Linked DNA regions of Homo sapiens: region 1 is linked to region 2. Evidence: read pairs that join two places in POLR2A ChIA-PET (ENCODE). Cell type or tissue: GM12878. All regions are shown on one strand. Links, peaks and the distances in the headings refer to the core of each region. The heading gives the core; the rest is flanking DNA. Region 1 overlaps DRAM1 (DNA damage regulated autophagy modulator 1). Region 2 overlaps LINC02456 (long intergenic non-protein coding RNA 2456).

Region 1 (2,919 bases), core at 208-2,707, 750 kb after region 2:
AATGGCCCACATTCCTACACCTTTGCACTGCAACAGTACAATACAACAGTGTTGACACAACAAAAATTCATAACCAGTTGTTTGATTAAACACCCATCTTTTCAAAGTTTTTTTCTTTTAACTCCACAGATAGCTATAGAATTTACTCATTCATCAGCAAAATATTTGTTAGATACAATCTGAGTCACAAATTCCCAAATCTATCAGATAACAATTATCAATTTGTGATTTATTTACACTAAGTGTAGAATTCAAAGAGGTGAGGAAATAAAAAATACATAAAAATAATTTTAAAAAAATTCCACTAAGTGACAAAGCAGTACCAATTTACATTAGCTGAAATTTTGCTCAAGAATAGTTCATGAAAACTTTCCAAGAGGCAAATGAAAATGTGAACGTTTCAAAACTTTTAAGAACAATAGTGTTTGCCCATTACCATTTTAAAGATGAAAGAAGGCTGGGCGCACATTAGCTCACACCTGTAGTAATCCCAGCACTCTGAGAGGCCGAGGCAGGTGGATCACTTGAGGTTAGGGGCTCGAGACCAGCCTGGCCAACATGGTGAAACCCTATCTCTACTAAAAATACAAAAAAAAAAAAAAAAAAAAAAATTAGCCTGGCATGGTGGTGGGTGCCTGTAATCCCAGCTACTCAGGAGGCTGAGGCATAAGAATCTCTTGAACCCAGGAGGTGGAGGTTGCAGTGAGCCGAGATCGCACCACTGCATACCAGCCTGGGCGACACAGCAAGACTCTGTCTCAAAAAAAAAAATAAAAAATAAAATAAAAATGAAATAGCTCTTACCTCTCAATGAAAAATGTTCTTATGTCTTTCCACGTCTGATTTTATATATTAAGTAAATATTTTTTACTTTTGTTGGTTTGTTTTTTGCTTTTTTGGACAGCATACATAAGTAAATATTAAGTCACATATTCTGGTGATACTGGAATCCAGATAAGTAAACACTAAGAGGTAACCAAGAGACCCTGTGGGTAACCTCTTTTTATTTATTTATTTTTTTTAAGCTCAAGCTAAATGATTCCATCATGCAAGGGCAGAGGTAGTAGTATTTGGGTGGCCTAACTGTGCCTGGGTGCCTGATTCAGTACACTGGAGAATGAGTGAGAGGCAAAACCAGTTGCTTCCCAGCCTGGCAGCAGTAGTCTCTCTACCCAGCTCCTACCACATCATTCTGCACCACACAGTTTCTGCAGTGCAGTGGGCCCTGCCCAGCTCCACCCACCACCTGATTTGCCTCCTTGCTAATAAGGCACTTTCTGGAAACTGTAAAGAGGACAAGGCCAGCAAATTGTTCATTTGCCTGTGGTTCAGAAGCTGTTGAGGCTGTTATGTATACACAGTTATTTTAGGGGTAGGTTGTGCCTAGGAAATCCGTTTATGTCCACATTTCCTGTATTTACATTTCTGCAAGTTAAGCAGACTGTGGAAAATTCCAAGTCGTTTGTGTAACATCCTACTTCAAACTAATTTATGATGTTAAGCTAGTGAATAATCACTTGATACTGAAAGGAATGAAAACGATACAAAGAAAACATGCTGGATAATAGAAGACTTTCTGAAGCTTGGTCAAACTTTGTTCTTTAAGTTACTGGATACACAGGATTTAAATATTCCAAAGCCTAGAATTATGGTTTATTGGAGGAACTTAGATGCTAACAAAATGCAACATCATGTGTGTCTCCAGCCTGAAATTTATTAGATTGTTCCAAACTCATACACTAATTGCTTGGATGATTGATAGGGACTTAGAATCTAAAAAAAACATAATTCCCCAGTATAAAGAGAACATCATTTCCTTTATCTTTATAATATTTAAATATATTATTTAAAAGGGATAAGTACGGAATAAAAAGTCATACTACATTTTATTAGCTACTTTTAGTTACGAGAGCTAACTTTCTGGCAGCTTCACTTGGTGATGACTGTTTTAGAATGTGGGGGGCAGGCCGGGCGCGGTGGCTCACGCCTGTAATCCCAGCACTTTGGGAGGCCGAGGCGGGCGGATCACAAGGTCAAGAGATCGAGACCATCCTGGCCAACATGGTGAAACCCCGTCTCTATTAAAAGTATAAAAATTAGCTGGGCGTGGTGGCGGGCGCCTGTAGTCCCAGCTACTCGGAAGGCTGAGGCAGGAGAATCGCTTGAACCCGGGAAGTGGAGGTTGCAGTGAGCTGAGATCACGCCATTGCACTCCAGCCTGGGTGACAGAGCAAGACGCCGACTCAAAAAAAAAAAAAAAAAAATAGAATGGCGGGGGCACCCTTCAGCTATATCAACTATTCTGAAACTTAAAAAGAATTTCCTACTGACAAATACAAATACCTTGCTCTTTTCTCACTACCCACAAGCAATTTTGCCCTCTCTCCATCAGAGTTCCCTCTTGTTCACACATACAACATGTTTTTAAAGGATGTTTTGAAAAGACTGTAGAGAGGCAATTGTGGACCAGGGAGACCGTAAGGAAGCTATTTTAGCAGTTTGTCCAGAGTGCTTAGCCCAGTATGGTGATAAAGAGGGAGATGAACGTGGTTTGATTTGGAAAGTTATTTGAGGGGAATCTCTAGAAACCATCCCCACATGGACTCCAGTGGCTACAAGGACCAAAAAAAATAGGGCCGGGCTCGGTGGTTCTCACCTGTCATCCCAGCACTTTGGGAGGCCAAGGCAGGCAGATCACCTGAGGTCAGGAGTTTGATAGCAGCCTGGGCAACATGGTGAAACCCTGTCTCTACTAAAAAATACAAAAATTAGCCAGGCGTGGTGGCACATACCTGTAATCCCAGCTACTCGGGTGGCTGAGGCAGGAGAATCGCTTGAACCCAGGAGGCAGAGGTTACAGTGAGCCAAGATCGTGCCACTGCACTCCAGCCTGGCCGACAGAGTGAGGCTTCATCTCAA
Region 2 (2,919 bases), core at 247-2,746:
TTATTTGGCAGATGACTCTGATGATTGGAAAGTTCAAGATTGGGTATCTGCAGCTGGTGACGGCCTCTAGCTGCTTCCACTCATGATGCAATGCTGTGGTGAGCTGGCATGTGCAGAGATTACATGGTGAGAGAGGAAGCAAGAAGGGCTGGGGCAAGCCAGGTTCTCTTTAACAACCAGCTCTCCTGGGAACTAATAGAGTGAGGACTCACTGACCTCCAAGGGAGGACATTAATCTATTCATAAGGGATCTGCCCTATGACCCAAATACCTCCAACACTGGGGATCAGATTTCAACATGAGGTTTGGAGGGGACAAACAGCAAACCATAGTGACAGATCTTGGTGATCAATTAAACATGAGCTATGAAGAATAAAGGAGGAGCTAAAACTGTCTCATTGGATCCTGACTGCACAGAAGGGTGGGTGCTAAGACAGGTGTGAAGGATTAAGAGTAGGCTTGGTGTGGCAAGTAGAAACGGAAAAATGAGGAGTTGCCTGTGGGCAATATGAAGATGGGTACCCAGGTCTAGTGAGGGCTCTGTGTTGATGGTACAGATTAAGTACATTAACTGGTGGAAAGAACAGTACCATGTGAGCCAAAAAAAAATTAGCTTCTTGTCTTAGTTCTACTCCCAACCAGCTGGATGATTTTGGACATGTCTTTCTGGCCTCAGTTTAATCACCTGTACAATGAGAGGGTGATGGACCATAGAGTTAAGCAATTTTTTTTTCTCTAAAGGGGAAGATAGCAAATATTTTAAGTTTTGAAGATGATATATGGTTTTTGCAGTATATGCTCCTCCTCCTTCTCCTCTTTCTTTTTTTACAGCCCTTTAAAATATAAAATCATTCTTAGCTCATGTTCCGTACAAAAACAGAGCTGCAGTTCGCTGATCCCTGGAATAGCTAATCTCCAAGATTCATTTAAACTATAAATTGTTTTGATAAGATAATATGTGAGCTTCCCTGAAAAAAGTAGCTTTTATTCCAGTAGTTTAAGTATATTTTTAACTGAAACATAACACACATATAGAAAGGTACACAAATGATAGGAGATCATTTTGATGACATGTTATAAAGTGAATGCACTCATGGAAATATCACTGCCCAGATCAGGAAACAGAACAATACCAGCACCCCAGAACCTCCTCTTGTGTCCTCTTTTGTCCATGTATACTCAACATTTAGCTCCCACTTATAAGTGAGAATGTAGTGTTTAGTTTTCTGCTCCTGTGTTAATTCACTTAGGATAATGGCCTTCAGCTGTATAAATGTTGCTACAAAGGACGTGATTTTTTTCATGGCTGCGTAGTATTCCCTGGAATATATGTACCACATTTTCTTTATCTAGTCCACCATTTATAAACATCTAGCTTGATTCCATGTCTTTACCATTGTGAAAGTGCTGCAATGAACATACACATGCATGTATCTTTAGGATAGAACAATTTATATTCCTTTGGGTATATACCCAGTAATGGGATTGCTGGGTTGAATGGTAGTCCTCAGTTCTTTGAGAACTCATCAAACTGCTCTCTGCAGTGGCTGAACTAATTTGCATTCCCATCAGCAGTGTATAAATGTTGTCTTTTCTCTGTAACCTCACCAACATCTGTCATTTTTTGACTTACTAATAATAGCCATTCTGACTGGTGTGAGATGGTATTTCATTGTGGTTTTGATTTGCATTTCTCTAATGATTAGTGATGTTGAGCATTTTCTCATATGTTATGGGCCACATCTATGTCTTCTTTGGAGAAATGTCTGTTCATATCCATTGCCCACTTTTTAACAGGGCTGTCGTTTTTTGCTTGTTGATTTTTTTTTCTTTTTTTTCTTTTTTTTTTTTTTTTTTGAGACAGAGGCTTACTCTGTCATCCAGGCTGGGGTGCAGTGGTACTATCTTGGCTCACTGCAACCTCCGCCTCCTGTATTCAAGTAGTTTTCCTGGCTCAGCTTCCCTGGTAGCTGGGACTACAGGTGCGTGCCAACATGCCCAGCTAATTTTTGTATTTTTAGTAAAGACGGGGTTTCACCATGTTGGTCAGGCTGGCCTCAAACTCCAGACCTCAGGTGATCCAGCCACCTCAGCCTCCGAAGGTGCTGGGATTACAGGCGTAAGCCACTGCACCTGGCCGATTGTTGATTTTTTAAAGTTCCGTATAGAACCTGGATATTAGACCTTTGTTGGATGCATAGTTTGCAATTATTTTCTCCCATTCTGTAGGCTATTTAATCTGCTGATAGTTTCTTTTGCTGTGCAGAAGCTCTTTTGTTTAATTAGGTCCCACTTGTTACTTTTTCTTTTTGTTGCAATTGCTTTTGGAGTCTTTGACATGAAATCTTTGCCAAGGTCTATGTCTGGAGTTGTATCTCCTAGGTTTTCATATAGGGTTTTTATAGTTTTAGGTTTCATGTTTAAGTCTTTAATCTATCTTGAGTTGAGTTTGGTATGTGGTAAAAGGAAGGGATCCAGTTTCAATCTTCTGCATATGGCTAGTCAGTTGTCCTAGCATGATCTATTGAATAGAGAATTCTTTCCCTGTTGCTTGTTATTGGAAACTTTTTCAAAGATCAGACGGCTATGTAGGTGTGGCGCTTTATTTCTGGGTTCTCCAACCTGTTCCATTGGTCTATGTGCCTGTTTCTGTACCAGTACCATGCTGTTTTAGTTACTGTAGCCTTGTAATATAGTTTGAAATTGGGTAGTGTGATGCCTCCAGTTTTTATCTTTTTGCTTAGGATTGCTTCAGTTATTTGGGCTATTTTTTGGTTCCATATGAATTTTAAAATAATTTTTTATAATTCTGTGAAGAATGTAACTGGTAGTTTGATAGGAATAGCATTGAATCTATAAATTTCTCTGGGCAGTATGGGCATTTCAACAATATCGATTCTTCCTATCCATGAACATTGA

Evidence for each region. Peaks named below come from ENCODE experiments on the same cell type or tissue, not always from the same donor. Only the 100,000 strongest peaks of a DNase experiment are listed, where the experiment ranks them.
Region 1: POLR2A ChIA-PET joins it to region 2 with 5 read pairs; 1 of 35 experiments calls an interaction of 5 or more read pairs at or near these places.

What each region holds. Positions count from the first base shown.
Region 1 is chr12:101,890,095-101,893,013 of GRCh38, reverse strand. All of the region lies in intron 1 of DRAM1 (DNA damage regulated autophagy modulator 1), which reads right to left. Among named protein-coding and RNA genes, the nearest start is that of DRAM1, 14 kb to the right of the region's middle. In GM12878, for the core only: no CTCF peak of the experiment used is centred there; a DNase peak (open chromatin) is centred at 1,243; H3K4me3 peaks cover 334 bases; H3K27ac peaks cover 759 bases.
Region 2 is chr12:102,639,588-102,642,506 of GRCh38, reverse strand. The region is part of intron 11 of LINC02456 (long intergenic non-protein coding RNA 2456); the gene reads right to left. Among named protein-coding and RNA genes, the nearest start is that of IGF1, 160 kb to the right of the region's middle. In GM12878, for the core only: no CTCF peak of the experiment used is centred there; a DNase peak (open chromatin) is centred at 1,578.